2 separate regions of the Mus musculus genome follow, and region 2 is linked to region 1. A link is a loop called in an ENCODE intact Hi-C map of the cell type or tissue named here. Cell type or tissue: heart. All regions are shown on one strand. Links, peaks and the distances in the headings refer to the core of each region. The heading gives the core; the rest is flanking DNA.

Region 1 (16,424 bases), core at 5,300-13,299:
AAACTAAGTCTGAATCTTCTAAAGTAGTTCCCTCCCATGTATTCTACAGGTCTAGAATATAGAATCAAGAAATAGATCTATGAAAAGAAGGTTACAAAAACCTCAGTAAAGGTCTTTGCACTCTTCTTTCTATCCCAGAAGTCCCTCATGATAAACCTGCATGAGCTATGTTACAATGCCAACTACTGGGCCAGTGGAGGGATACTTGCCTAGTATAATGAGGTCCTGGATTCAGCCTGAGCAACTGGGGTTAGTTTGTCAAGTAGCCAGTTCTTGACTAAAATTATATCATGTTAGGGTTGATCAAGTGCTTTGATTAGCGGCTGACAAGGTCACACTGGGAGACATCAGAATTAAGCATCTGGTATACAGATCAGCCTCAGACAGAGTGGGCAACAACGACCCGAGTTAAGGGAAGTAAGAGAAGTTCTGTTCTAGTTTCAGAACTGAAAGTAAATGTAGTACAAATGCTATCACGCCTTTCCCAACCCATGGGAAGTCACCAACCACATCACACCTTGCGACTAACCACAGGCAGGGCCTCACAGTCCTCACAAGTGTTGCGGGTACTGATGCTCCGTCCAAGCAGACATGGGAATTAAAACCACCTTCAGGCTATGATCTATAGCAATGGTTCTCAACCCGTGGGTCTTGACCCTGCTGGTCACATATCAGATACCTTGTGTATCCGATATTCACATTACAATTCATAACAGTGCCAAATTACAGTTATGAAGTAGTAAAGAAATAATTTTATGGTTGGGGTCACCACAAAATGAAGAACTGTATTAAAGGGTCGAAGCTTAGGAAGGTTGGGAAACACTGCTCTGTAAAGGTTACTTAATGTGGCTGTCTATTACCATCATAACTATAGTAGATATTTACATATTTTCATGATAGTCATGCTTCAGTTGTGAATGGGGAGGGGGCATTTTGAGTCCATGGTCTCAGTAAATACTTAAATCCCTTATATAAGACAACACGTTTATATATAACCAATGTCCTCACTTAACAATACCTAACACAATGGAAATGCTAAGCATGCGCATGGGCAGTACACTTATTCTGAGGCAGGGTCTCAGGCAGCACAGGCTAGCCTGAAAGTTCTTGTGTAATCAAGGATGGCCTTGAACTGCTGGCCTTCCTGTCTCTCAACTTCCCAGGTGTGTGCTACCACACCAAGTTCTTACTGTGCTAGAGATCAAGCTCAAGGCCTCATGCATGCATGCAGGCTGTCTACCGACTGAGCTACATCTAGAACTCCAGACATTTCTCCACCCCTCCAGATATTTTGCATCTAAGTTTGGCTGAATCCCTGAATGAAGAACCCACAGGCACAGCTAGTTATACCAATTCCCATGAATTGCTGATTAAAATCTTCATGACTGTAAAGATTTGGAATGTTAAAATGTGTAGCCAAGTTTTCCTCCCTAAAGCAGTCTCTGGGCGCGAGGGGAGGGGGGAGTACTTCAGTCCTGGAGCCTTGAACACGCGATTCTGCAGTTGGGTTGCTTAAGTTTTCCTTCTGTCAGGAATGCCCTCTGCTGTCAACAGTGGTGACTTTCTTTCAGACCTAGCTAACAGGGTATGCTTATTTGTCTCTAATCCCCCGAGAAAAATTGCTTCCTTCTCATACTGAAATATGACCTGTAGGAAAGTATGACCACACAATAAGTATCTGTCTATTCTTAATAAAAGCTTAAAGTCAAGCTGACCCTGGGGCCTCAAACCTGTAATCTCAGCTACTTGGAAGACTAAGAAAGATTGATTATAAGGTTAAAGATCTTTCTGCTATGCAGTGAGTTCAAGGCCTGAGTAACTTAGATGGATGTTGCATCAAAATTATTTTTTTTGTTTGTTTATTTTTCCAGACAGGGTTTTTCTGTGTAGCCTTGGCTGTCCTGGAACTCACTTTGTAGACCAGGCTGGCCTCAAACTTAGAGATCCACCTACCTCTGCCTCACAAGTGCTGAAAATTACATTTTTTAAAAAAACTAAAATTGAAAAACAGAGATGGGTTGTGTGTCATGGAACAGCCTGTAAACCCAACCCTCGGGAGGCCAAGGCATAAGGAGTTCAAGGTCACCCTCAGCTACAAAGAGAGTTTGAGGCTTGCCAGCCTAAGCTATAGAAAGCCCTGACTCCAAACCAAGCCAAACCAAAATAAATAAATAATCTAGACCAACAGAGTGGCACAGCCTTTAATGAAGAGGTGGAGGTAGTAGAATCTCTGTGAGTTCAAGGCCAATCTTGTCTGCATAGAGTTTCAGGATAGCCAAAGTTACATAGTAAGACCTTATCTAGGGAAAAAAGAAAAAAGAAAAAAGAAAAAAGAAAAAGAAAGAAAGAAAAGAAAAGAAAAGAAAAGAAAAGAAAAGAAAAGAAAAGAAAAGAAAAGAAAAGAAAAAGTTCTGGGTATATAGCTCATATACAAAATTCAATTCTTGGTTTAAAAACAAAACCAAAAAACAGGGAGAGAGAGCTGTACCTCCACTGCCTCCCCACTAGCACCTCCTGTCAGCTCAGGAAAGGACAGTCAGAAATCTGGTAAGAAACCTGCAGTGAGTCACAGCACAGGGCAGGGAGCGCAAGATCCTCCTTTTGCCAAATTCTCTCTAAGTGCTAGGAGTTCTGCCACCTCAGCCACTGACAAAAAGAAAAACAAGCATTGTTCTGGTGAAGCCTCCATTCCAAGACAGATCTAATCTCTTTACACGCTCTAACTTTTAATCAGATAACCTTCACAGCAGAATATTGCTGTGACCTTTCCTATGTTCTTGTCGGGTTGTGAAACGTTGTCCGCGTCTACGTCTTCATCTCTTACCGACCATAACTGTTAACTGAATCTTTTCTGGCTGTTCCTGCATCTGCTCACTCTGCGCTATCTCCTGGTTTTGGTTTTTTAATCCAATTTTTACCTACATTCACAGTTATTTTTGCTCTCATTTTAAAGCCCTAAAAACAATGAAAGTGGGAAGCACAGGTCTCCTCTCCTGCAGGCTGCTTCACTCCCAGCCGTCCAGTTCATATTATTTGTACTACTCTAAAATCACAGTTTGAGTCAAACAGCGGGAACAGTTCTAATTTCCATCCTGTCCCAACTGTCTCCAAATGAGAGTTTAACTAATATTCACTATCTGATGTGCCAGACATTGTGCTAGGTCCTGTGGATACACATGACAAAGGGGCATGTTTAGTGCAAGAGAAGGAAGGGTTCCTGAAATTTACACTCAGTGTGATAAGTGCTATAGCCACAGCAGTTCCCACGGCCAGACTAGAGTGTTCCACCCCAGGAGACTCGGCGCTGACTGAGCCAGTGAGTCCACTTTCTTCCAAAGTCTAGGATTTCTCTCAATTCCCAACAGCCATAAAAGCACACCACATCACACTCACTGTGTGAGATCACAACTGTCTGGAGTCATGTCGTGACCCAGAACGGCCTTGCTAACAGGAACCAAGTGTAACCTTGCATAGCATCTGCACATGGACGGCCTCTGCCCTCCCTCCATCACCCACCCCTTCTCTGGGTTTCCCTCAATCTCCTCATGCACAGTCGGACTCACTTGTTCCTAAATTAGTAATGACCACGGGTCTTACCTTCTTGTCTCATTAATTGTACTTATTTTTAATACAAAAACAAAAAACAAAGCAAAACAAAAACAAAGCCCACCTTGCTCCCCTTGCTCTCAATATGAGCACAGAACCACAAGTCCACTGACGTCAAACACGAATGCAGTTCCCATGTGGAAGATGTACTTATGCTCAACATTTAGGGACAGGCTTCTGGGTGCCATTTTTTTATCCTAGAGTCCAGAGCCCCTGGACCTCAATTTCCCCTACCAGTCTACCTGACCAGTTCCTAGTAAAGTTCATCTATATTTCTTCTCCCCCACAAATCCTTCTTCCACACTAAAGATATGATACAAACAAACAGTGATTATATCTGCATGACCTCCGTAGAATAACTGGAAGATCAGCCCGTCCTACAAACTGGATGGCATCTTTATTAAGTCTTTGCATTACTCAGAAGTGTTATTCTTAGGCAACTTTCTCAGTTCTCCATTACAACAGAAACACAAATCAGGCAACCTATTTGTCTTTGACACCACAGCTTTTAACGTCCTTTTCCAGCTGAAGGCAATATAAAGAGCAGAGACGAGCTTATCAGTACTCCATTGAGAAGCTGAAGCTATGTTCAGATCTAAATTCTAAACAGGTATTTTCAGAGTTCTGCTGTATCTTGACGTAGTTCGGCTTGGGAGCTGGGGCTAGAACACTCCCCAGGGCCTTCTCCTCCAGTGCCAAACTCCACAAGTTTCTAGTTCCCTGCTGGGAAGTGTTCTGAGTGTTCTGAGTGTTCTGAGCTACTACAAACACCTTGTCAGAGTCAAGTAAAATGTTACTTTCTCTAGGAACTCTAGGTATTTGGGAGGAGAGGGGGAAGGTTGGTGGTGGTATGTATGTATTTGGAGACAGGGTTTCTCTGTGTAGCCCAATTATCCAGGAACTTGCTTTGTAGAACAGGCTGGCCTCAAACTCAAGAGATCCACCTGCCCCTGGCTCCCAAATGCTGGGATTAAAGGCGTGCACCACCATGCCAGACAACACACTTTATAACTGCCTAGAAGCCCCTTGGCCTTGAGTGGACACATTGTTTTACCTAGCTTTTTTATTTTCTGATAAATCAGTTCTAAACTTTAGAGTAGAAACCTTTAGAAGCAACAAACCAAAACAACCAAACAACCAAAACAACCAGATTAGACTTTGGAAACAGTGTCCCTAAGAAAATAGCATAACTATTTTGAGTCCTAGGAGTACTTCCATTGAGAATGTCATCTGCTGGCACTACACTTTAGTCCTGGCACTTGTTCTCAAAGTTCTTATGAACACCTTTACCATTCCCCCGCCAAACCTACCCACCCATCTCTTGCCCCACAAAACCTAGGCGAAGGCGACAGTTGCCAGCACTTCTGCTCCTATCTGTCCTGGCTCTCTCAGCAGAGCCCCCAGTGCACCTCGAGGCCCTTGGAAGGTCGGGCAGCATAGAACCACACGTTCCTCAGCAAACAGTTTGGGGTTCATGTGCTGAGTGGTTCCAGGGGGAGCAAGTTCTTTCTGGTTTTTTTGAAGCCTGTTCTCTCAATCACTCATTCCTCTAATAATGGGGACTAAGCCTTCAAATTTCTTTCTAACTGCTCGCCCATACCTCAACTGAGTGCCAACAAAAACTGTACTCTCACTAGCTGGTGAGAATTTAGTCAGTGAAGTACAGTCTTAATAGCTCCAAACATCAAACTGCTCTAAGCCTGAAAGAAAGGGAATTTGACTCCGAATTGCCAACTCTGTAAAGCTAATCTGGAGGACTAATCCACCATTAATGGTAATACAGCTATCCAAAGTAGTCATTACAAGAAGGCTGGAAAACAAAACAACAACAACAACAAAAACCTAGGAAAGAGACACAGCTATGATGGAAACACGGCTATGACTGACGCTGCAGTCTTCCGATGGGGCTCTTGAAACAGAAATACCTCCCTCAAGCATGACATAACAGGTGATTTTTTTTTTTACATATACTGCAGTAATCAAAGAAAAGGGGGTCAAGCTAAATCCTCCTACATGCACAGCAGGCAATAAAGCCTTTGTCAGATCACTACACACGTCCAAAAATTATTTTCCTACTAGGAATTCTCAATCTTCTGCCCCAAGTCAGAAACAACTATCCAAGGTCACTCAGGAGTTGTCAGAGCCAAAAGTCACAGTCCAGTTTTCGGACTGATAGTTCGCTGTTTGTGTGTGTGTGTGTGTGTGTGTGTGTGCGCGCGCTTCTAGATAAATGTCATTATTGACATTATCCCAGAGGCCAAACTTCTGTCCTATCAAATTGGCATGATCAGTTGTTAATACTCAGTATTTCAGACTTTTCTGTTCTATGTCCTATCTCAGATCCTAGCACTGACAATCACCCTGCTTTCCGAGCATGCACCTCAAGTAACCAGAATGCTTTTTACACCAAAAATAAAATAAGTGCAAAGCTTTGCATAACAACTGTCCAAAAACAGAACTGGCTGTCCTCCAAAACTGTCCTCGAGGAGGTGGCCATGCTGGCTAGCGGGCCAAGGTGGCTCATTCCACGGCCACGTGGGAAACGTGGACCTCCTAAAAGTCCAGGCGGCAGCAGTGTGCTGGGGTCGTAGAGGACCTGATCACCCGGCTAGGAGACCCAAATCCCCAGCCACCCATCAGCGCCCGCGAGCCTCACCTTGAGCGTCTCGTAGGCGGTCGCCACTAGCAGGAAAGCCTCGGCGCTCGGCGGCGCGCCCCCGGGGCCGTCCCCGGGCTCGGGCCGGTAGCGATCTGGGTGGTAGCGCCGGGCCAGCTGACGGTAGGCCCGCGCGATCTCCGCCTTGCTGGCCGAGCGGCTCACGCCCAGCACCTCGTAGCAGTCGCGCGTGCCGCAGTACAGCCCTTCCACCAGGGCCTCGGCGGGCCGCGCCAGCAGCGGGACCAGCAGCAGCGGCGCCAGCAGCAGCCATGGGCGCTGGCCGGCAGCCCCGGGTCCCCCGCGCAAAGCGAGCCGCGCCGCCATCCCCGCCTCGCTCGCCGCTCTGCCAGCACAGCGGCCGCGGCTGCTCTCCTCGGCGCCGGGCTCGGCCCCGCAGCCCGGTCCACGTCAGCAGGCCGCGCCTGTGCGCAGGCGCAGGGGGCGTGGCGCCGCAGCCACTTCCGTCCCCGCGCGTTGCTAGGAGAGAAGGACGCCTTAGCCTCGGGCGGCTTCTGTGTGTTGTGGAGCCTGGTAGTCTTAGTAGCTCAGCGGTCTTTTCTGAGGCAGGGGTAGGTGTCTGTCTGTCTGAAGCGCTCCTAGCCGCCTAGTGCGGCACAGTCCACACGCAGGACTAGCCACACGCCACCTTCTCGACCTCGCTACTTCATCCGCTGCCGTAGGAACTCTGGGCACTGGCATCCTGTCTCCAGGCCTGGACATTGCCCCCCCTCTAACCCAAACTGAAGATGAACTTAGACAATTGCACTGTCTCTCTCCCAGGAGCCCTGAAAGACCGTGGCCTTTTTGTTCTCTGTTTCTCTGCTTATTTATATTTTAGAGCAAACAATTATTTGCCCGGAGGATGTAAAACGTTTAGTAGTACCCCCATACGGTCCACAAAAGTGCCTGTAACACCATTATCCCTAATTGTGACAATCAAAATACAGCTTAAGATCTTGCAAATGCCTCCAGGGAAATCAGGAGGTGGAGTGGGGAGAGGACGTGCTCCATTAAGTTTAAATTTCAGATAAACCACAGTTTTTAAATGTGTAATTTATTTGTTGCTGTGACCAAATACCTGCAAGCAGCAACATCAAAGATGAAGGATTTATTTGGGTTTAGGGTTCTAGGGAATACGGCCCCCACAGTCCAGAAGGCCTGGCAACAAAGTTGCTAGTTACACATTATCTGAAATTAGAATAAAGGAATGAAAAGGGTGCCAAATTTATTTTCTCCTTTTTATTTGATCCAATGCCTCACTATGTATGATGGTGATGTGTCCATGTTGTTCTTACCTCAGTTACACCCTTCTGGAAAACAGCCTCACACACACTCAGAGATGTGTTTCCATGGTGATTCTAAATCCAGTCGGGTTGATAATGAATGACCAGTATATCCCACATGACTGACTTTATAGTTTCCCAGGTCTATGATGGCAACTGGCTAACAACTAATAGATAGGGATCTATCCATTGGGATTGGTCTGTACACCAAGTGAAGATTTGATAGACAATGTTAGATATTCAGGAAGAATACAATTAAATTTTTCTAGTATCAACATGGACTTTAGCCTCTATAAACCTCAATTATTTCATTTCAAATAAATTCAAAGTGAGCCAAAATACCAATACCTCTTTCAAGACGGGGAGTTTCTATTAATAGTCACATTTGCAGGTTTGACGAGTACTCACACTGTGGTGGTTTGAATAAGAATGGTTGCCACAGGCTCCGATACTTGAATGCTTAGTAGCCAGGGAGTGAGGGGATTCTTGGTAAGACTTGAGAGAGATGGTCTTGTTGGAGGTAGGCTTTTGAGTTTTTCAAAAGCCCACATCTGCTCCCCCTCACCCCCACTCTCTCTCTCTCATACACACACACACACACACACACACACACACACACACACATACACACACACACACACACACACACACACGGGGGGGGGAGAGAGAGAGAGAGAGAGAGAGAGAGAGAGAGAGAGAGAACTAAACCTGTGAAACTCTAAGCAAGACTCAATGCCTTCATTTATAAGAGCTGTCTTGGTCATGGTGTCTATTCACAGCAATAGAACAGCGACTAAGACAGCTAATTCGGACCACTGCAGGATGTCTCAGAATTAAAATTTTTCAAAGTGTAACCAGACGGTGATGGCGCACCATACCTTTAATTTCAGCACTCAAGGAGGCAGAGGTAGGCAGATCTCTATGAGTTTGACCATAGAGTGATCTACAGAATGACTTTCAGGACTGCCAGGGCTACACAGAGAAATCCTGTCTCAAAAAAAAAAAAAAAAAAAAAAAAAAAAAAAAAAGTAAAATAAAAAAGTTTCAGGGGCTGGTGAGATGGCTCAGTGGGTAAGAGCACCCGACTGCTCTTCCGAAGGTCTGAAGTTCAAATCCCAGCAACCACATGGTGGCTCACAACCACCCGTAATGAGATCTGATGCCCTCTTCTGGTGCGTCTGAAGACAGCTACGGTGTACTTACATATAATAAATAAATAAATAAATCTTTTAAAAAAAAGTTTCAAAGTATATATATATATGTATATATATATACACACACACACACACACACACTTTGGCTGATCTACAGTTACAGTTGTACACCAAGCTAGCCTTAAATTAATTTGTGGCAATCTTACCACCTCTGCCTCCTGAGTGCTAAGGTTAAAGCCTGAGCTATCCTGCCTGTCTTTTTTTTTTTTTTTTTGATGTGAGTACACTGTAGCTGTCTTCAGACCCACCAGAAGAGGGCGTCAGATCGCCTTACAGATGGTTGTGAGCCACCATGTGGTTGCAGGGAAGTGAACTTAGGACCTCTGGAGGAGCAGTCAGTGCTCTTAACCACTGAGCCATCTCTCCAGCCCTTATTGTTATTATTTTTAACAGTATTTTTTAGAAGCTGGCTTGAACACTGTTTTGAACTTCTTCCTGGTGATATTTATCATGTGTACCTCACTGCAAGTTGACTAATAACTGTCCTAATGATGCGAGAGACATGGTTAGTAGTGTGGAAACAATATCAATTTCATAGCTAGCACTATTTTTTAATTTAGCCAGACTTGTATGAACATAATCTCTTTGGCCTTCTCAACACATGCCCACTTTTTATGAAGAGGGAAGAGTTGTAAGTGATGTGCATCCCTGTAATCCTAGCACTCAAGATATAAAGATAGAGGATTGAGATATTGAGTCTAGCCTGGGCTACTTGGTACAATCTTTTTGAAAGAAAGAAAGAAAGGAAGGAAGGAAGGAAGGAAGGAAGGAAGGAAGGAAGGAAGGAAGGAAGGGAGAAAGAGGTTAATTTGTATTTTACCCTATTGTTTTTGAAATCCATCCACCTAAGAAGGAGAAAATTCTCCCTGTGTTAACTGCAATTCTCCTCATATCCAGCATTTGGCACCACTTAACTAACTAATCACCACAGGAAGCAAGTGGTCTTTCTGATTTCCCCACTCTTCTGGCATTCATATTTGGAATAAGCAAAACAATACTAGTCCACACAACCCATCCCTATTGTGCATCTATATACTGTATCCCCTGGACTATGGCTTCTTGCTTGTTGCCACTAGAAAGCCACAGAAAAATAGAGCTAGGCAGAGATTTTGAAGAGGAGTCTTCCTGGTCCTGTTTCCCCGCAGCTTGTTCCCATGCACCCAACAGACAGCATGCTGGTTCCCAAACTGTCCACCAGAGGGTGCTATCACTCCTGCACAATTTTGCACGTCTTCTGCCAAAAATCCATACTTTTAATGTTTGCCTAACCTTACTCAGAATCTATGAACTACTTTTCTAATTCCAAGAGAGTCAAATGAATTAAAGGAGAAATTTAAATTTAAAATCAACCCAGTGCCTACTCCTGGAAAATCTTCTATCAAGCTGAAAGCATTGATCTTTGTTTGTTTGTTTGTTTTGTGAGACCCCAACTTAGAGTGTTTCTCCCTGGAAGGTAAAGCCCCTGGACGTTCCCCAAGCTTGTTTTCCCTGATCTCTAAAAATACAGCTAGAAAAAAGCTCTTTGTTCTCTATAGCTAGCAAAAAGCCTTTTTGTTTCTATACTTTACAACTAGAGATGTAATAATTGTAAAAGACCCAGCCAGGCACTTGCCTGGCTTCCTGTGCCGAGGACACGGAGATAAAAATTCAGAAAGAACTCACTCCCCACTCCTTCTGCCTCATAAATTTCACCAAGGACACCCGAAAGAGCAGAACTCTGCCCAGCTTCTCCCACTCCTCCCAACTCCTCCCAATTCCTCAGCTAGCTGTTAAAAGCCCCCTACTGTCACCGCTAAGGGTTGAACTCCCCTGCCCTGCACAGTGGAAGGAGTTTGCATTAGGTGTGGTTTTCTCTCGAGTCATTGGGGTGCTGGCCAGCTCATCCCGGGACTTGAGCAGAGGCCCAGCTTCGGGGGTCTTACAGTTTTAGCTAACTATACTATTTAAACTCTGGCAGGTTTAATAGAGAAAAGATATTTGAAAGATCTCCTAATTTCAATTAAATCAGATTTGGTGACAGTTTCCTGAAATCTGCCCTGGCTGTTAAACACTGTATCCTTCTGAAACAAAACAAGCCTGGAACATGAAAAGAGATATGAATTCTTAAAAAGAGATAAACAAAAGATATACTAAGAGGATATCCACATCACTGAACAACAAATGATTCAGCTTTTCAGCCATGTCTGTGTCATTGCCAGATCCCTTGCTTATCAAGAAAATTTTATTGGCTGGTGATAGAGAAGGCTCAGTGAGTATCGGCACTTGCTACCAAGTCTGACAACTTCTTTGATCCCTGAGACCCACTCAGGGAAGGAAAGACTTCTACAAGAATGCTGTGGAATACACATGTGAATGTGCATGCACACAAGGGTACATGCTTGCACATACACACACACACACACACAATATGATTTTTTTTCTCCTGAAAGACCCTGTGCCCTCAAAGTCTTTGGCTCTGATCCCACGTCTAATTGAATGTAAGCAACCTAGACCACGTGAAGCATAAACTGTCACCACTGTCAAAATAAAAGTTTCAGCGAGACAGACAAAGGGTATTTTCAAGGGTGAGGATGTGAGGAGGAGGCTATGCCATCAGGACTCGGTGCCACACGGCTTAAGCTGAAAAAGAAGTGCTACGGGAACCTCCTAGCGCACTGTGTGACTAATCAAAGCAAAACAAAAGCAAGGGTAAAGTGGGAACCACCAGAAATGACCATTTAAATACCAGCACAAAATAAAACATCACCATCTGAGGTGAAGATATTTAAAAGAATCATATGCCTGAAAACACTGAATGGAGAGACCCAGGGTTAGGAACAGTTAAAGGCCGAGGGGGTAAGTGGGAAGATCGGGATGGATCCTGGTGCCCAGACACCCAGCACCCAGTTTAGTAAAGAAATGCATCTCTCCCCCTCCCCCCTCCTCTCCACCCCCCCCCCCTGTGTGTGTGTGTGTGTATGTGTGTGTGCCCTGTGTGTGGGAGGAGGCCCAGAAGAGAGCACCAAATCTCAGTGAAGCTGAAATGGCAGGCAGTTCTGAGCCATCATCTTAATTGATGAACAATTCATTTAAAAATGTTAAACTTAAAAAAATGACCTAACTCTTGGAGTGCAAGTCCCAAGGCAAAAACCACAAATAACATGAAAAAAGCAAATCAAGGTGACCTAACTCCCTGAAAGTCACTAATTCCACAGTAACAGCCAGCCCCTGTGCAGGACTTCCTGCTTGAAGGGTAGACAAATCAAATTGTGTTCACGGAGTAAGCATTTGGACATAGTACAAAAGTCCTTGTTTGTTTTCTACATAAGAGAGTAAATTAAATTAGTCTTGTGGTTTGCTGTTGCTATCTTGAGATAAGGTCTTCCTATGTTGCCCTGGTTGGACTGGAACTTGCTATATAGACCAGGCTGGCCCTGAGCTCACAAAAATCTTCCTGCCTCTACCACCCCAGTGCTGGGATTAAACCCCATCAACACCCAGTTAAATTTGTCTTCTTTAAGTGGTGTGAAAAGAAAATTCTAAAACATACTGTTACACTTACAAAGTGAACGTCAGGTTTTCCAGGCATTGTGTAACAGAAAAGGAAACATGTTGGTAACAATTCTTTCTAACGCCCTGGCTCCCATTTAGGGTAAGAGGGAGCTAAATTCAACAGAAGTTTCTTCCACAGTGATTGAGCACCCTGCTGAAACTTGGCTTGGAGGAAGCATGATGATAAATATGGACACACTGGAGCTCCCATCCCCCACAGCCCGGCCGGTCCATGAACCCTGCCCCGTGCATTCCTCACTCATTTTCATTCTGGTTATCACCAGCCCTGTACCAGTACATCAGGTTCTTTCTATCCTAGGATCTACTGTGGATTCCCAGCTTAGAGCCCAGGCTGCCATAATCTGTGTATTAGCCCTGCATCCTCCGCACCCTCCTCTTCCTCCCACCCACTGGGGCTGCTTTTTCTGGAAACAAGCTTAAAAGAGTAATAATAAAATCTGAGTTAGGAATTAGGTTATGAGATACCTTCTTCATGTATCTTTGATTTATTTTTTTTCCCCTGCAATTTCCCTAGGGAAAGGACCCCATAGATTTAGAACCATTCAGGTTTTTTTTGCCTGAAATATCTGACCTGAAACCTTGCACTGGCCCACAGTTATAGTTCTATAACCCCATCTGTTTCTTTCAAACCATACAATGGAGTTTCTATATGTAGTCACTCTGTAGACCAGGCTAGCCTTGAACTCAGAGTCCTTCCTGCCTCTGTCTCCTGAGGGCTGGGATAAAAGGTGTGCATCACTAAACCAGGTAATACACTCCTCTATTCCTCTAGCTGTTTTTATCTGTGGGGTTCCGATTTGTCCTGAGGTAACGCTGTGATGAGTTTAGCCCCTTCACCAGTTTCCACGGACAGCTGAATCATCCCAATATTTAGAAATAATTTAAAATGACTTTTCTAATTATCAAGGAATTATAGTCTCTTCTCTTTAAAAGAATGGTTACCCTTATTTCTGTTGTGTGTTAAGGTCAGAGGACAACCTGCGGGAGTCAGTTCTCTTCCTATACCCATGGGTCACAGGGGTCCAAGCCAGGATGGCAGGCTTGGCAGCAAGCACCTTTACCCACTGAGCCACCTCAGCAGTTCCCTTCTTCCCTTTTGGGTGAACTAGGGAACTCCATCCAGGTTCTCTCAAAGTAGTTCACTTCCTTCTTTGATGCCTTGGATCTGCCAATATTCATTTCTAAAGAAACTTCAGCTTTGACTCTATATGTCGGGTTTAGCAAGCTTTTCCTTGACAAAGATGGCTCCTCTTTTTTGGGGGGGGTTGGGGGGAATTTTGAGACAGGGTTTCTCTGTATAGCCCTGGCTGTCCTGGAACTCACTCTGTAGACCAGGCTGGCCGCGAACTCAGAAATCTGCCTGCCTCTGCCTCCCGAGTGCTGGGATTAAAGGCGTGCGCCACCACGCCCGGCTAAGATGGTTCCTCTTAATACGAAGTGTGGCCCATAGTTTTAGAAGTGGGAAATATTCCATTTTCTTGTGTAGAGCCCCTTAGCTTCATACAGAATCAAAACCGATTCTTGCTTTGCAAGAGAGAAGGAATACCGGAAGTAGCCCAGTGAAATTAGAAGATGAAGACGCAGTCCTTTCAGGAGAGCAGCCTCCTGTTATCAGTGGCAGAAAGATGGACACAGGTGCAAAGAAGTTTGTGATCTCGATCATTAAAAGCTGAGATTTTTGATCCACGGCTTTGATGTGCTCATGAAGCACAAGGTCCAGATCAGCTGCTGAGAGCAGAAGCGAAAGCAGAACCCAGGTGGGAGAAAGCATGTGGAATTCTTGTGTGCCCCTGTGTTGTTTGTGATTAGAGGGACACCCGTCAGGTCAGTCTAGGCTGTGTGGTTTACTCTAGAACTATTCATCTGCACACAGTGTGGAGGAGGGGAGGTGTGGAGGAGGGAAGGAAGGTGTGGCGAAGGTAGAGGCTGCTTCATTTCTGCTAGGCTCTCAGAGGATGGCTGATGAGGTGGGGGCGAGTGGGGGAGCGGATAGGGGGAGTAAAACATAGAAGCTAAAATCACCTCCCTGAGAGTACTGACATCTGAACTAAACCAAACTGCACAGCTCCCCCACTCTTACGGTGCTAATCAGCAGACAAAAAGGAAAACACCTCATACATTGTAACAGTCTGAGAGGCCAACTCCCAACAGCTGCTGCTTGTTCTGGAGAGCGGCTGTCCCCACTGCCTGGCAGGGGAAGGGAGGCAGTTAGCGTCACCAACCTTGAAGTTCCGGCTCCAGCAAAACCCAGTCTCGGACAGGAGGACTCATCTAGGAACCATTTCTCCTTTAAAGCCTTCCAGACAGATCAAAGAACATTAGATTAATTTGACAATTCTCCATCCTAAGCAAAGCTTTTAGCAGGTTTCATTATCAGGAAAAAAAAAATCTCACTTCTACCTCTTAGAAACAGAACATGGCGGGGCCAACAGGGTAGGGCGTATGAGTCACAGGACTGACCTTGACTAGAGAAGGTGAGAGGATACAAAGGCTGGAGTTTGTGGTGAAGTTTGCCATCAGAGATGGACCAGAAGATGACACTGATGGCAAGCAGAGATCCTGATGTGGGTTCAGAAGGCCACCCAGGGAGTGGACCCTGAAGATACTTTGTACCTAAAAGATCCGTATTCAAAGGCACGTGACAGGAAAGATAAGGGCACACAGGCCATTTAACTTATATACACATATACCTCACACCCAGGTCACTGGTAACAAAGCAGGATTAACATTTCCCTGTAAGCTTTAATTTTTCAAAACCTACTTTTAATATGGGTTCTCAATTGCTTTAACCTCCCTTCTAGCCCACCACCCACCAGAGGTAGTGGAAAAGAAAGGTTATTAGGATACAGGGGCGGGGGATGGGCGGGGGATCTGTTTAGAAATTGTTCTTTGGGGCAAATCCCTCTGCGTTGCCAGAAGCCAGCAGTTCATTCCCAGGATTCAGCAGCGGCAGCTCGGTCCGCTCACAAATACTTCACGAATATGCCAGCAGTCCAGTCAGCAAACACCAATCAGCAGCAGTGGCGCAGCCCAGCAGAAACAGCCAGGCCTCCGCTGAATTGGCAGGAGTCATCAGGAGTAATTAGGACCACCAGGGACACCAGAAGTTCTCTGTCATGCCTCTCTGAACGAAGCAAAGATCAGTGAAGACAGGAGACCAAGAAGTGTTACAAAGCTAGCTATGCAAGCAAGTCCCCTGTCACTGTCCATTGGGTCCTATTTATACTCCTTCCAAACATTACATGTCCACAGGTCTTGCCTCAGCATGTGAGTCTGTCAGCAAAGTGCCACTTGAGTCTGCATCATCTGACATCACTCTGCCACTTGGCCTGAGTCCTTGGAAGTGGCAAGAAGCCTCCAGAGTACCACCAGAAGGTTTTTGGTGTGTTTTTCTCTATGGAGTCATGACAAACAGAGCTCAGCTACACATTGTAAGGTGAACCAATACATGTGTGTCATTAGGAAAGGATCCTTCATCACACATCCTTTCATGTGCTTGCTTTAGCAGAACATCCTTTCACTTGTGTCTGCTTCAGGAAAACACTCCTTCACATGTTTTCCCCAGCAAAAACATCATCTGACACAACTGACTTTCCAAAGAACCCTTATGTGTCCGATTCATTTCCCTGTCTCTCCCTTCTGTGATCTAAGAGTCTGAATATCCTCAAATACACTGGAGGCCTAACACTGAATTGTGGAGACATTTCTGAGGTCATAGGTCCTGAGGATGGAGCCCTCATGACTGGGACTAGTGCCCTTAACAGAAGAAGCCTGAAAGAGTTCCTCCCCTCTCCGGTAAGTGAAGACCCACAGGCAGCGTCCCCGGAACTGCTATGTAGATCAGGCTGGCCTGGAACTCAGAGTGTTATTTGTTGTCTTTTGGTTTTCAGTGTGTGTGAGTGATTTGCCTGCAGAGGACATCAAATCCCCGGGGAACTGGAGTAACCTAATCGTGAGCCACTCTGTTTAACTTTTGACCCTCAGAGAACCGTAGTGGGTTTCTGCTTCCTTTCGCCTCACACACTCATCCTTTTCTGTTGAGAACACCCAAAAATCTATCCAGTAGTTTGGCTCTGAGGCCATTCGTGGTTGGCCAGATTCCCTGAATCC
Region 2 (16,424 bases), core at 4,723-12,722, 190 kb before region 1:
GCCATCTCACCAGCCCTGGCCCTAGCTTCTTAACAATATTCTTTTTCTAGTGAAGTATCTCCCCTTTTAACAAATATATCCATTCAATATTCATAAATCAGCTTTTATTACAACTTCAAGAATACACTGAGCACGGAGTGAATGGTCCTATTATACAGTTAGGCAGTGGCTTTGGTTTCACTCTTTATTGAGCAAACTTAAGTGGGCAATTTGGGAGCTATTAAATGCAGTAAATTTTCTAAAAAAAAAAAAAAAAAAAAAGGTATACTTTTTCAAGAGAAATTATTTCCAGACTAAAGCTTCCAACTGGGAGCTAGTGTCACCTTCAAACAATAACAAAGGCATTCAGGTTATTGAGGCAAGGCCACTGTCAAGGCCAGGAAGGGAGGTATTTATAAGCGCCGTGGGCAAGGCTGGCCCTGCTAGCTGCAGGGCAGTGAAGCTGGAGTAGAGTCCAAACGCCATGGGCAGAAAGAAGGAACAGCCTTTGGAGTCCCACCTTCTCCACTGAACTAGAGTGGGTCTCTTCAGAGCAGCAGGGGAAGGGGTGGCAGGAGGAGACTTCTGCAGGAAGCTCCATGTGCTTCGACCTGATCCCCAACTCCCCCCGACTGAGGGGGGCTTCTGAATGTCGGCCTCACCCTGACATCCAAGTCTCTGGCAAGCACAGTTGAGGCTTTCCTGGTTGTAACCCATCCTCTGTGCCTTCCCATCTTTCAGACTTACTCACCAACAGCTCTGACTTGATGTCCCCCCACCCCCACCCCTTGCAATTTTGTTTGGGCTAAGCTGTGGCAGGATAGAAGCCCAGAAGAGAGGGAGCAGCCCTGGGGGGTGGGGTGGGGGGATGGCAGACTAATCTTAAACAAGGCGAGACACCTCCTTTGCTTCCCAGAGTATATAGCCTTCCAGGGCAAAGGTCACCTGGCTTCATAGCTCCAGACTATGCTCCTTCTGTTTTGTTTTGTTTTTTGTTTTATAAGTTGTGCTGTGTGATTCCAATAAACCAAGTGCTCCAAGGCCAGAATTTCTCCCCCGTGTTCCACACTGTGCTTGTTAATATTTCACATCAAACTGGGCTGACTGTGGGATCAGCTTGCCCATGACAGTTATCCCCAACGATTAGTGGCCGCCATCACTGCCACACATAATTGGACTCTGGAAGGCTGTTGCTGTGTTTATGATCAGTGTGGGTCGGGTCGTGACTCATGTTATTGCCACGGAGCTCTTAGCATTTCGAGATGGGCATCTGAATGTGCTTCACAGCCGCTCAAGCCTATCTTAGTGCAACTGTAACTTTGCTGACACCAGGTTCCGGTGAGAAAGAGAGATAACAGGGAGCTAGCTAACCGTATAGGAAAGCACAAAGTGTCCCAATGGACAATGGACTCGAATATCACAGAATGTAAAAGAGTCAGCCAGCAGGAGATCTCAATACCAGCCTCACAAACAAACAAACAAAACTAACCCTCTGGTGAAGCTACAATTAACTTGGTCCACAGGAAACTGACAGTGATGCTTTACTGATGGCTACCAACAAAGGGAGCTCATAAGAAGGACCTACCAGATAATGCTAAAAAATACACAACATACCATGAAGGCAAAAGCCACCAGAAGTAATGAACCATTCCCTATTTGTACACAATTCCCATTCAAAGCAGACCCTAGCCTTTAAATTATTCAGTATCTGAAAACACTGTGGATGGAGAGAGAAGAGGGACCCTCTGTGGCATTTATATTTGTAAGCCAACCCTGGCTAGCCCTGGGCTCTGCATTCACCAAAGGGCAGAACTGAATGTAAAATTATTTTTTAGCAAGACAACTGATTCCTTAGGAAATCTTTAACAGACTGATGTAAACAGACTGACTGATGTAATCAGTTCCTATTTCACCTACAACTGGTTTAGACAAAGTGAGAACAAGATTTCACTTGGTTCAACTTTATTTAAAAAAAAAAACTATGTCCAATAAATACATCCCAAATTTTGACCATTTGCCTTAAACCGCAGTTACCACCAGAGAGATGGAAATAACGGCTATGTATCCATTATATAATATATATGACATATATATAACTTTACGTATTACATGAAACCAATGTATGTTTGTGTGTATGTGTGTACAGCTATTAGAGAAACTCAAAAGATCACACATTCATTAAACAAGTAGTGATTTAATGCTTAGTAGATCCTGAAAACACAGTGGTAAATGAGTCAATATCTGTATCCTCAAAAACTTACAATGTACACAGGAAAGAGAAAAATCACTCTGCTTCAATGAGTAATGTCTCCCAAGCCCCAGGAAGACATGAGAAGTGACACTCCAAAGCACTCACAAAACGCAAGTCTTGAATTAGTAAAAAGAAAAAAAAAATGTTTTAAAGAGAGAGAGAGAAAAGGGGCAAGGAAGGGGAAAGGGAAGGAAGGCGCGATAACCCTGGAGACAAAATAGTGCACCTTGCGAGGACCGCAGTAACCAATGCCATTGAAGAAAAGGGGCAGGGTCCTGGCTCCACTCCCAGTGACCTGTGTCAAGAGGCTGAGTTTAACCTGAAGGCATTGGGAGTCACGTAAGATTTGAAGCACATGACCCAGGATTTCCAAATGATAACTAGCTTACAATATGAAAAGTGAAGCAGAAAGGGAGATATGAAGATGAATGGAACCAACTGTGTGGGGAGCAGAGGACAACCATTAAGACAGCCACTACTGAACAGTAAAGCTGGGTTATCATTTGTATTTTTCACTCTCTCTAGGATCATCACTTTGGTCCCAGCACTAGGGAAGCAGAGGCAGGCAGGTCTCCGGAGTTCAAGGTCAGCGTGCACTACAGAGCATGCTTTCCAGGACAGCCAGGGACACGGACACACACGGACACGCACACACACACCAGAAAATTAAAAAAGACTGTAACACCAGTCCCTCTGGCCTTTACGAGCACCAGTGATACACGTGCTAAGTAAACATACATGCAGGCAAAATACCCATAAAAGTAAACATACCCATAAAGGTAAATAAATTTTTTAAAAGCACTATTCCCATGCTGGCCTGTCACTTCCAATCAGCTAACCAAAAATGAGTGTCTAATGCTCATCAGTAGAGCACCCACAGAGAGGGGAAAGACAAGCAGTACACGGAGAAGGAAGAAGAGAGAACAAGAATGCATGGGGAGAGATCAACCATCCCAAAGGATGGCTTCCACATGCCTCCAGGGGAAGAAGACAACTGCTTTCAGACCTTTGTATGTCTTCATTTCAGTTCCCAACTAGGAAACCAAACTCACTCTGACAAAAGGAAAAACAAAGTAACCCATAAAGACCACTTAGCTCACACTGACTGCTTGAGACTATAATCACCTGCTATTTTTGGAAAATCAAAAATCGGGGAAATAAGACCCTTCCCATAAATATCTGCCATCTAAAATAATACTGTGAAATGCCTGTGTCTCCATTTGGTATTAAAGTTAGAGAGGAACAAAGTGGGTGGTAGAGATAGATATCCATCAGTAGAGACCAATTCAAAACATGGGAAACACCTGTTTCCATTTTATAGACAACCACCCTTTATTGGGGGGAGGGGTGCTTATGGGAATTGTGAAATCAGAACAAATAACTTTATTGAGTAAGAGACAGTCAATGTATTAATCAAAGGTTAGCTCCACTGTTGAAAACATGGGCCAAGACTTTTCTCTAACTAGAAGAAGATACACTAGAACGGATTCAGCAGGTGCCATTGATACATTTTTATTGCGTATTGATGCTGCTCATGCTTCTCTAACAGTTGGGAGCTGGCCCTCCTGCTGACCTGACACCCAATACAAAGCTAGGTGTTTAGAAGCCTGGCAACTGCTCGTCAGCCAGCGGCAAGCACGAGTTTTCAGGGAGAGGGCACCAACATCTGCTTACATCTTTGTCTTAAAAGGACAGCCGAGATGCAGACAGAACATATACTCAGAAAATACATCCTTTTAATAAAATAAAGATGATTCTGCACAGCATTTTAAACAAAATACTATTTCCATAGTTTTTTAACTTTGTTAAATGCTGAGACTCAACTGCAATTTTACATGTCCAGTTAGGAGAGGGCAAGCAAAACAGCAACAACAACAACAACCTTGTTCTCCACCTGAAAACAATTCCCATCAAACTAGGAAACGATTTTTTTTTTAATGAAACCATACATAAAAAAAAAGTGACAATGAGACCAGACTGCAAAGAAAGAAAGAAACGAGAGAGAGAGAGAGAGAGAGAGAAACTAACTAGCTTATCAAACAAATATCAGAAACTTCAGGAAGAGTACGGCTGAATCTATATACAAATTTGACTGCTAGTTATTTGCCTTAAAGTTTTTGTTTTTGTGACACAGGGTCTTATAATATTCCTTAGGCTAGCCTTCACTGCAATCCTCCTGTCTCAGCCTTAAGTGCTAAGATTACAGATATGCACCAAGTATTATATATGTTAATTATATATGTTAGTCTGTTTCCTTCTACTGTTGTGAATTTTCCTTTTTAATTTTCACATCCTACACTGTGACTTTCCTCCTCAGTATTTTCTTTGTTATACAATGAGATCTAGACACTTTGGGTGTTTGATTTGCACATCTCTTTCCAGGAAATTTTTTTCTTTCGTTTGATTTTGGTGTTTTGAGACAGGATCTCTCCATTATGCAACTCTGGCTGTCCTAGAAGAACCCACTATGAAGACCACGCTGGCCTTGAGACCCACTATGAAGACCGCGCTGGCCGTGAATTCAGAAATCTACCTGCCTGTGTGCCAGCACTCTCAACCCAGAATATGCTCTTATGTGTATAAAAAGGGTAACATTGAGGCAGGAGATATGGCTCAGTAGGTAAAGGTGCTTGTCACCAGGCCTGATAACCTGAGTTCAATCCCCAGCCCCGAGCCCCCTCATGGTATAAGGGAAAAAATTGAACTAACTCTTGCAGGTTGTTTGTGAAGTTGTAACACACACACACACACACACACACACACACACACACACACACACAATGTTTTAACATTTAAAGGTAACACCCTGGAGTATTAAAAAAAATAATAATTATTACAAAGCTTTTTTTACAGCACTTCAACAAAGCTAATATTTGTACTATGCTCCAAAATGTAAAATTATAACTAGGCATGGTTGGCACACGATTTTAATTCTAGAACCCTGGCAAAGACAGATGGATCTCCGTGAGTTCAAGGTCAGCCTGGTTTACATTATGAGTTCCAGGATAAGCTGAGCTACCTAGTAAGACCCTATCTCAGAAAAGGATTATTAACTAGGGCTCTAGATCTCGTTATATAACAAAGAAAAATGCTGAGAGCCGGTTGGTGGTGGCGCACGCCTTTAATCCCAGCACTCGGGAGGCAGAGACAGGTGGATCTCTGAGTTTGAGGCCAGCCTGGTCTACAGAGCGAGTTCCAGGACAGCCAGGACAGCCAGGACTACACAGAGAAACCCTGTCTCGAAAAACCAAAAACCAAAAACCAAAAACAATAAAAAAATAAAATTAAGAAAAATGCTGAGAAAAATCACAGTGTAGTATGTGAAAATTAAAAGGGAAAATTCACAACAGTAGAAGAAAACAGACTAACAAACATATAATTAATATATACAATACTTGGAAATGCAGACGATAAAAGGGAACATAAAGCAGAACACTTGTCTAGCTTCAAGGTGAGAGACAATAAAATAGACAGGAGAAGCAACAGCATGTGACAGATTAACATAGGAGTTACCTCCACAAAAGCACAGGAGCTTGGTAATAGACTGCAGTATAAGCAAAAGACTATAGCCACATAATTTATGACTAAATGAAATTATCATATACATATCTGAAAAGCAACTTAGTGGAACCAATAACTACATGGATGAAAATCAAAACAGAAGAAATAGTGAAGAATAAGGAACACAGAACAGGGAAATACCCATCACCTGACGGCCAGGACTAGGAATAGCTATCACATTTTATAAGGCAACATTGTAACAAAGATTAAAAGATGTATCATTTCTGGTCCAATACTTTTTCCCCCTAAGAAATGTGATTTAAAGAGATGCATGTATAAGAATTCATCACAGAGCAGGGGCATGGTGACGCACGCCTTTAATCCCAGCACTCCAGAGGCAGAGGCAGGCGGATTTCTGAGTTCGAGGCCAGCCTGGTCTACAAAGTGAGTTCCAGGACAGCCAGGGCTATACAGAGAAAACCTGTCTCGAGGGAAAAAAAAAAAAAGAATTCATCACAGGAACTAGCAATATATCTTAGGGATGAAGCACTTGCCCAAAATACAGAAGGCCCTGGGTTTGGTTCCCAGCACAGGAAAAAGCTAAGAAATACAAATATAACTGTTTCTTTTTAAGTGTTGCTTAAATCAACTGAATTGCCTACCAAAAACAATAAATGAATATTAAAAGCTCAGAAGCCAAAATGCCATGCATCTTCCTACACTAATGGAGAGAGCTCACACATTTGTTGATAGGAGAAAAACAATAGTCAGGTTGCTTTGCAGGCAGCTCCCGACAAGCAACAGCCTTGGGGTGTTTGGTTCTTCATGCTTAACTTCTAGCACCTAGAACAGTGCCCTGTACTGCTTATCAAACACCATTTAGTCAGTAGGGGAGATTTTAAAGCAGGCCATGGAACAACAGTCATGACATGGTACAATCTCCTCTCTCCTCTTCTGCCTGATATATATATACCTAATTGGGAAGGTAGGCAAAAATGGTTAACAAGGTAACGTTTTAGTATGTTATAACTATCTTCTTTATTCCTTTCTGTACTGTCTAAATTCCTGATAAAATAACTATTGCTTTTTAAAGAGCCCATGTAGTTAAAATGAATACTGCTTACATTTCTAAATTCCAAACGGGGTATGTTTTCTTTCACTTTCAAAAAAAACCCCACAAAACCCTGTCTGCTTATCTTATACAGGTGTTGTCTTTCTCGGCGTCAGGAAATGGCACACCAATCGGAGAAAAGCACATGTTTTCTATAGTGGAAAAAAAAAGTAACTGCCTAACGTCCTTCCCTGTTTTTCATTAACATACAGCCTATTCTAGCCTATCCCTATCTGGTAGTTTAAAATAAATAAATAAATAAATAAAAATAAATTTCCTCCCTCCTCTTTCAGGCTAAAATGCCAAGTGAGTTCATCTCTACACATTTAAACAGGCTTCATTTTAAAGACATTTCATTGATGGATCAAAACTCAGCCACCTATGTCATGTCTCTCTCCGCCCCTTCACTCTGTTCTGTTTTAGTCATGAGCTTTATAGGGAATAACCTTATTTAGATTTTTATCATGTTTCATCCTTCTAGAATGTAAGCTTCATGAGGGCAGGAGTTTTGTCCTGCTTTCTCACCTATGTCCCCAGCCCAACTCCAGGTGGTATCTAGTAGGCCTTAGGAGGTACCTGCCAAATGAAGAGATGTGTGTGGAAAACAGATTAAGGATGTAACTCCAAACAAGCCAATACATAAAGACTTGGAAAAAAGATAAATAAAGACATGATACTGAAATGCCACGCTGACAGGACTCGATGCTTTATAACACTGGCTCGGAGACGGACCTTCTTCAAGGCGGGCAGGTGCTACACACCTAGCTAAACACATAGCTCTTCTAGGAAGGAGGTAATCCACTGGGAAGCCTGGGGTGGTGGTGATCAGCTCCCGGAAGAGTGTAAAGGACCATCTCCATAATAGAGACGTGGCCGGCGCGGAGGGAGCGGAAAACCTCACAATACACCATACATCCTCGCCCAGATGGGAAGAAAAATCACACGAATCTCCTACACAATCAAACCAAGTAGACAACCCTCCACCAGACAGAGAAGCAGGCTCCTCTCCTAGAGCTCGGTAGTCGCCTGCAACCCAGGAGTCGGGTCGCGACTCCAGCGCGATTCCCTTTCCAGGACCCCGCGTCGCACCGCCCCAAGGAGACCGATTTAGGGGGCCGTTTGGGGATCAGCTTTCTCTATCCCCGCAAAACGCTACCCTCCACCGCACACACGCCTGCCAGTCCAGCTCGTCCCCGAGGCCCCGACCCTCCAACTCACGTGTAGATGATGGACATGAAATGCATCAGCCACAGCACCACGAAGAGCACGAAGCCGAACAAGGCCATTCCCTCCTGGGCCAGGTCCAGCAGCGCCATCCCCCGGCCCGCTGGCCCGGCCCGGCCCGCTCCGGCCGCCGCGGACAGCGCTGCCGCGGGAGGAGGACGCGGGGGCCGCCGGGTGCGGGGCGCGGGCCGCGAGTGGAAGGTGGGAGAGGAAGGGCCGGCGGGGCGGCGGGCGTGAGGACGGAAGGGGCGGGCAGGGCCTGCGCGCCCCCGGCCACTCGGCGCGCGCTCGGCACCGCGCACCCCTTAGCGTGCGCGCGCTGGTGTGCTGCGAGCGCAGGCTGACCGCGCTGCGCGCTCTAGGCGGCCGTTGCCGCGCGCTCGGGCTCCCGTGGTCCAGACCCTTGGGCTGCCGCTGCCGCCGCCGCCGCCGCCGCCGCCGCCGCCGCCGTCGCCGTCGTCCCTTTCGCTCGCCGCGGCTCTGCGTTCTGGTCCGTGCTCTCTGCCGGCGTCCGAATCCCGGCACGATGCGGTCCGCCCTGCCCCGCCCTCTGGAGCCCGGTGCCCGTGCCCCCGCCCCCGGGGCGGCGCCCTCGCGCCTCGGTGCCGGCCCGCGCGCCCACGGGTGGAGCTGCCCCCGCGTGCTCGCCGCCCGGCAGCTACCAACCGCTGCCGCCGCCCGCGCCCGCGGTCCCCCCCCCCCCTGCACTGTCTCTAAGCAGCACGCGCCGCCTCTACACTTTATCTTGGCCAAATCCGGAGGAGCCAAGAGACTGTGTTATTTAAGGAATCCCCAAACTCAGAATTGGAAGAATCGCTTGATGCTGAATTCGCGCAAGATTGTGCGTTCTCTAGGGCAGCTGAGTGTAATTTGGCTAAGATGTAGCCAAGAGAGTTATGGAAATGTAGCTAGTTCGAGCAGTGCTAGGCTGTTAAGTGTTGCCAGTACACCGCTGACAAACCATCTCATTCATAAATCTTGTATTATTTGCTGGGATGATAGATTTTAGTCATACTGGGTTAAATTACGTTACTCCATTTTTAAAAAGCTGTTAAATGTTGCTATTACTAAAACGTTTAATTATGCATGTGCACGATACTGAAAATGGGGAAATGAAGGCTAGGCTGTGTGAGAAGCCTGTATGTAGCCCAGTTACTTCTGGGACTGAAGCAGGAGAATTACCTGAACTTGAACACACAGGTTCCAGGCCAGGCTGGGCAAATTCAATGAATCCCTGTGGTGGAAAAACAAGAGTATTCTAACTTTAAGTCGCAACTGGGAGAAGCTAGTAGTAAATGTTTCCATTTGTTTCTTCAGCCTGGATACATCTATATTGTTTACAATTGTTCTGTGTTTAAACTGTTTATTATTCAAGTTACTTTTAAAAAATAATCCAAAAATGACGGGCAGTGGTGACATACACCTTTAATCCCAGCACTTGGGAAGCAGAGACAGGCAGATTTCTGAGTTCGAGGCCAGCCTGGTCTACAGAGTTCCAGGACAGCCAGGGCTACACAGAGAAACTCTGTCTCGAAAAAAGAAAAAGGAAAAAAAAAAAATCCTTAAGGTTTGCAGTGTCCTTTGTTCTACTGGTGAAAAATCAGTGGGAAAGAACCATGCTTCGAAATTAATTTCCAGTTGTTGAGAGTTACTGGTTAATAGAGTTACAGCAGGATGGAATCCATACATAGAAATAATAGCACAGGGTTTTAAATGCCACGATTGTGATTAATCAATTCTAAGGCCCACTTTTAAAGCATTCTTAACACATTTTCAATAATCCATTATTTTCAAGAATCCAAAATGGAAATGCATCTCACACTCAGTGACATCTTACAAATAAAAATAATAGGCCAGGTTTCTTTTTCTTAAAATGTGTTTGCTAGTCATATACAAAACAATGCTGTGTGTTCTCAATACTTCCTTGAACTTGGTCAAGGATATGAATTTCTCAATTTGAGCATTTTGTAGCATTTTTCATTTTTTCCAAATCTTTCCTAGACCTTTACAGCAAAGGATTCCATGCAGTATGGTGGGTAACACAGAAAGGACAAAGAAAGTTGGTGTAACTGGGTATAAGTGAATAATGATCAACTTTGTTGCACTTCATCTGGTTAAATTTAGTCTGCTCAAACCTGGCTTTCCAACCAGAGCTCTAGGGGCTGGAAAGATGGCTGGCTCAGCTATTAGAGCACTTGTTAATCTTTCAAAAAGACCCTGGTAGGACGGACATGCAGTATCCATGGAGAACAGAAGAGGGCGTCTGATTCCCCCATCTGATTTCCCCAGAACTAGAGTTACAGATGGTTGTGAGTACCAAGTAGATCTTGCTTTGCACAGGTTTGGAAGATCAGCCAGTGCCCTTAACCGTTGAGCCATCCCTCCAGCACAAGGAAAATATCATCTTTAAAGAAATTTCTCATTCACCAATCTAAAAAGTCAACATACTTTATAATGTCAACATTGATACTCTGAGAATGGCAAAGTAAAAAACAAAAGATTCCAGCGATTGCCAATTGTTGTGTATGATCCACGTGGTCGATGACATACACTTGTCATGGATGGGAAAGTACACCAAGAGTGAATGTTAGTACTAAGTGTGACTTTGGGTGGTAACGATGTGCTGCTTCATTGATTGTAACAAATGTGTCACACGAGTGTGTGATTTTGACAGTAGAGAAGTCCTGGAGAGGGATATAGTGGGATGTGTGGGAAAGCAGGATTTTCTGCTCAGTTTGGCTGTGAACTTAAAACTACTCTAAAAGACATTTTAAAATAGTGAATGCTCCACACACATATGCTATGTAGTATACTATATAAACATATGTATTAAATATATTCAAATAGGTAACTCACATCATGTCTCATGACTTAGGTATTATGAATTATGTAAATATATGTAACAGGAAATGCTGTGAAAGTCTGAACTAAGATCAATGAGATCCACTAACTCTACCTTGTAAGCACTAAAATATTTTGTTCAGTGCATAAATGAACTATTCTACATTGACAAAAGCCACAAATAAGTTTGCTCAGAATTCTTCTTTGTTCTTAAGTTTTTAAAAAGTATTTTTTAAAAAGAGAAAAAGACATCAATCATCTCCCTCGTCCCTCCCACAAAATTAATTCAGAGAAGTGAGTAAAGATATACAAGCCCTAGAGGTATAGCTCAGGGTCAGATCACCTGCTTGGCAGTCTCAAGGCCTTTAGTCTAATCCCAGCATGGACTCAAAGGACTGATGTGTGACTTTGCCTGGTCAAACAGGGACGACCATCAGAAAACCCACCTGTGGATAAACAGCACTCATTGCATTCCAGCGCTCACTGACTACATCTCCTATCTTTGTCAGCATTGTTTTTTTTTTTCTTTTAATATTTCAATAAACATCCTTAAAATCACAGTTCAGAGCTGGGACTGTGGTGCACGCTTGTAACCCTTGTATTTGAGAGTCAGAGGCAGGAAGATGGTGAGAGGCTGACCTGGGTTACACTCAGTCAAACCTGGTCTTCAAAAACCAACCCTAAAGAATGGTAGCAGTAATTGGTTCCTTACTGTTACTGTTTTAAGACGTCTGTTGTGAATTTTCATCCTTAGAAAAGCTTTCCAAACTTACGTGCGGAAAAATTACTTCCTAGACACTGAGTACATTTGAAGTTTCATTTGAAGTTTCAAAAACGTATGTTGTTCAAATGAAGTTTTCAAAAACAGAAAAAAAATACTGATTCTACTTGACAAGAGAAATTATATATATATATTCTAATTGGAATTAGAAAAGTGGTGTATGTTGGTGCAGCTGGGGTGATTAGCATACCTTTGTTTGGTCCTTTGATAAACCGCTGGTTGTTTAGTGGGTGTGGTCTAGGGGAGTGCCCACAGGTCACTGGAGTTCAAATCCTGTTCAGCTCCTCTGCTCTTATCTGAACACCAAGCTAAAAACTGCTTTATTTTACTTACTTTTAAAGTTTTCATATTTGATCTTACAATGTATTTTGCTAACCCACAGTTTGCTAGGTCAGAACTTTAATATGTGTTCTTTACTGCTTAGTTACGTCTCCTATTTCCTACACATGTATTGGTATTTTCCTAAGTTAGTTTGAGCAGAAAACACTTTTCAAAAATTGTGTGTGTGTGTGTGTGTGTGTGTGTGTGTGTGTGTGTGTGTGGTGTGTGGTATGTGGTGTGTGTGTATGTGTGTGTGTATGTGTGTGTGTGGTGTGTGTGTGGTGTGTGTGTGTGTGTGTGTGTGGTGTGTGTGTGTGTGTGTGTGTGTGTGTACAAGAGTGTGCTTGTTTGTGTCAGTGTTTGTGGAGGGGCTGGATGTTAACATCTGGTGTTTTCTTCAGTCACCCTTGTTTGGTTTTGGACCCCAGGACAAGGGACTAAGGTATATATTTTACAGGTCAAAGCAAACCTGGCTTTCAGGTTCTCCCAGCATCCCCTAGTCCCTACTTGGCACACCCTGCCCCCAATCCTATACTTTCCAGCCTGCCAGCTGGGCTGCCCTTCCCCCAGAGGCTCTTCCCTATATAATCCAGACATTTTGGTTTCCTCTCCCTCCTCTCTCTTCTTCTCCTACTCTTCTTTCTCTGTTTGGGTGCTCTCTCCCTAATTCCCATGGTGACTTCCCTGGCCTCCTTCCTTGGGGCCAGTAACTTGCCGGAGAGCAGCTTCCCAATAAACCTGCATTTAATATAATCTAATGTGCCTTGAATATATTCATTCACCAGCAGAGAAACAGTTTATCATCTTTTCCATCTTATTGATTGATTGATTGAGAGACAAGGTCTCTCACTGAACCTGAAGATTACAGTGTTAGATAGACGGCGGGTGGTCCTCCCGTGTTCAAACCCCTGGTCATCCTCACCCGGCACTGGGCTTATAGACCCTAACTGCTGCTGCCAGAGTTTCACCTAAGTTTTAAGGATCTGAATTCAAGTCCTCAGGGCCCTTCACCCGCTCAGCCATCTCCCCAGCTCCTGGTCTTGACCCACTGGCCATCGTGCTTCAACTTTTGGAGTTACCAGGATTACAGCCATAAGCTACTATACCTGGTGCAAGAAAGCACTCTTGAGAGACAGCAGCACACTCTTGATCCTTCTACCCGTTGCTTGCTCTCTAAAGTGAGTATATTGAAATGAATTAATTGAATCAATTATTGTTTGGCAAACAATATTATATACGTATTAGTTTTAACATTTTAAATGCAGTGAAATATATTGACAGAGACACTAAGATGCATTGGCAATTCAAACATTGTGGTCTTTCTTTTTAGCATTTCATTCATTTCAATTACTAGATTCATTTAATTAATTCATTCAATTAATTCATTTCATAAAGTTACTTCATTTAATCTTTTTGGCCTCTTATCAAATATTCCATGACTGCTATAACAATATTTTATATTTAATATTTATAATTAATATTTAAAAAATAGCACCTGGTATATAAGTTCTACTTCCTATTTTATTACTTCAAAGAATTGCTAATAAAAAAAAGAATTCAAAAAAATTAATTAAAAAAACTAAAAAAAAAGAATTACTAAAATGTAATTAAAATATGATTTTTTTTTTTAAAGCCAAGGTCTCATTGTGTGCTCCTGGCTGATCTTAAAAGCCCTATGTATACAGCCTAGCTGGCCTGAAAAGCAGAGAAATCTGCCTGCTTTTGCCTCTCATGCACTCAGATTAAAGGCCTATGCCACCACAATCAGCCACATTTAACTCTCATTAAAGAGCAAAGGCTGTTGAGATAAACTCAATTTGGGTTTAAGCACTCTACCAATTAAGTAAAAGTACCTTGAAAACCAGACTGGGTTTAATTTTTAGTTCTTCTACTTGTTTGCCACATGACATGAAAAAGTCAGTTACTTCAGTGCTCTTATCTATAAAATAAGCTGGAGTGTTGTATTATCACACACACACAAACATACATGCATACATACATACATACATACATATATACATGCATACACTTCCTAATACATAGCAACAACCTGAGAGCCTGCTTGTTTGCTGGTTTTGATACAAGGTTTCTCTGTGTAACCTTGGTTGTCCTGGAACTTACTGTCTTAGGCTGGCCTTGAACTCAGAGATCTGCCTGCCTCTGCTTCCTAATACTGGGGTTAAAACATGCATTGCCTGGCTGAGAGCTCCTGCAAGTGTGAATGAATGAATGAACCAAAATTTTAGCAGAACCATCATGTCTGGCATGAATTCTGGAGTGATGGCTGCTCCCATGCTTTGAAGTAGTCTTGGTCAGTGATTGTTGTTTTGGTTGGGGGGGTTGTTTGTTTATTTGTTTGTTTGTTGGTATTTTTTTGAAACAGGATTTCTCTGTGTAGCCTTAGCTGTCCTGGAACTCACTCTGCAGAGCAGGCTGGCCTAACTCAGAAATCCACCTGCCTCTGCCTCCGAAATGCTGGGATTAAAGGTGTGTGCCACCACTGCCGGGGTTTGTCAGGGATTGTTAAGGGGATTTTGTTTTTCTAAAGGATTCTCAGGGCATAAATGCTTAGATGATGGGTCTGTCAAAACAACCCCTATATCGGATAAGAAGTCTGATATAGAAATTGACTTGCTAAAAGTGCATTTTGTTTAGCAATAAAAAGAGTTTCTAGGAAGCTGTCAGTGTTCAGTGCTGGAGAGGCTGAACCCTCTGCTGTTTGAGAAGCCCAGACTCATCCTGCAGTCTCTCTTTCTTCAATCCGTCTTTCAGCATAGGCATAATATTGAATGAAAGAAGCCATCTATAAAGAGTAAATACTGGACTGGAGAGATGGCTCCGCGGTTAAGAGCACTGACTGCTCTTCCAAAGGTCCTGAGTTCAAATCCCAGCAACCACATGGTGGCTCACAACCATCCATAACAAAAATGCCCTCTTCTGGAGTGTCTGATGACAGCTACAGTGTATACACTGTAAATAAATAAATAAATAAATAAATAAATAAATAAATCTTAAAAAAAAAAGAATTGAGAAACCATCAGCTACAAGCCAAGTTCAAAGTCAACTAGTGTGACAAGACACCCAGACTCTAAAAATAAATAAAATATTTTTTTAAAAAAAAAAGAGTAAATACTATCTGTACTAGTTAGGAAAACTTAACATCCAGGGTATGGAGATTAAAAACAGCAATTCCACTTTATTATAAGTTAAAAACAAGGGCTGGAGAGATGGCTCAGCGGTTAAGAGCACTGACTGCTCTTCCAGAGGTCCTGAGTTCAATTCCCAGCAACCAACCACATACATGGTGGCTGAAAACCATCTGTAATGGGATCTGGTGTCCTCTTCAGGTGTGTCTGAGGACAACTACAGTGTACTCATATACATAAAAAAAAAAAGAATAGCAATTAGCAGGTTTGCACTGGATTTGTAGTGACAACAGAGCTCTATTAATGAGGCAAAGAGGAGGTAAATAATTTACATGAGGCTGCATTGCTAATAAATAGGCCAGACTGCTTGTAATTTGAATGTGTGAAGGGTGAGGAAAAGAAGTGTCTTATTTCAATGACTTGGCTGCTCTGCCACTGGGATCCCTTGGAGTTCACTTTGGCTCCTCCGTCCTCCTTGCTGCTGTTCCAGACCAGGTTCTGAGATCTTAATGTGTGCATGCATGGGCCAGGCATCTTGGCAAAATGCAAATTGCAATTCAGTGAACCTGGAGTGGAGCCCGCGAGTCTGAATTTTTAATAAGCACCCTGGCTGTGCACACAACCTGCTATACAGATCCTATTTGGAGCAGCAAGGTTCTGACCAGCTGTATCACCCACATCTGGATTCACAGGAGTGGTCTGCCCTCAGGTAACGAGAAAAATTGTACAGTGTGCTTGCTTGCTTGCTTGCTTGCTTGCTTGCTTGCTTGCTTGCTTGCTTGCTTTTCCAAAGTTCTTAGCTGTGTTTGCTCAGTCCTACTCAGACATTTCAGTCCCTCCTCCAGACTCCACCCCTCCTATCGCTATGGCACTGCAACACTACAAAAAGATACTCTCTTACTACCCCTCTTACTACCCTTTTCCCCTTCCCTCCTTCCCTTTCCTTTGTGGTTTCAGAACTAAACCCAGGGCCTTTCACATATTAAACAAGCACTTGTTTGAGCTACAACCCTAGCCCTAAAATGTAATACTTTATGTTAACTTGAGATATTTTACTAGCTACTTGGCATATTCAGTGGAAATCAGGTGATGCCTCAACAGCACTAAAGAGGAAAGGAAACTTCTCACTGACATTTATATTCTCTTGTGTTGCAATATAAAGACTTTCACATTTTTAAAGAATGTTACAAGCTCCAAATTGCTAGTTTAGAAAAGCTTCCCCTTCCCTTGAGGGTTGGTCTAGCAGTGGGAGTGTGATTTTGAAAAAGG

Evidence for each region. Hi-C counts contacts between places; a loop is a spot of excess contacts. Peaks named below come from ENCODE experiments on the same cell type or tissue, not always from the same donor. Only the 100,000 strongest peaks of a DNase experiment are listed, where the experiment ranks them.
Region 2: it touches region 1 in a loop (2.0-fold over the local background); 2 of 42 quality-filtered maps call a loop at or near these places.

Annotation. Positions count from the first base shown.
Region 1 is chr4:58,993,396-59,009,819 of GRCm38, reverse strand. It overlaps Dnajc25 (DnaJ heat shock protein family (Hsp40) member C25), which reads right to left and starts at 6,627. Exons shown (of 4, transcript NM_001033165.3): 1 at 6,263-6,627. The coding sequence starts at 6,589. In heart, for the core only: CTCF peaks have their summits at 9,012 (motif pointing right) and 9,956 (motif pointing right); a DNase peak (open chromatin) is centred at 6,689; H3K4me3 peaks cover 1,850 bases; H3K27ac peaks cover 1,242 bases.
Region 2 is chr4:59,181,378-59,197,801 of GRCm38, reverse strand. Ugcg (UDP-glucose ceramide glucosyltransferase) reads right to left here and starts at 8,252. Exons shown (of 9, transcript NM_011673.3): 1 at 8,061-8,252. The coding sequence starts at 8,158. In heart, for the core only: a CTCF peak has its summit at 10,312 (motif pointing right); DNase peaks (open chromatin) are centred at 8,371 and 8,471; H3K4me3 peaks cover 2,931 bases; H3K27ac peaks cover 2,116 bases.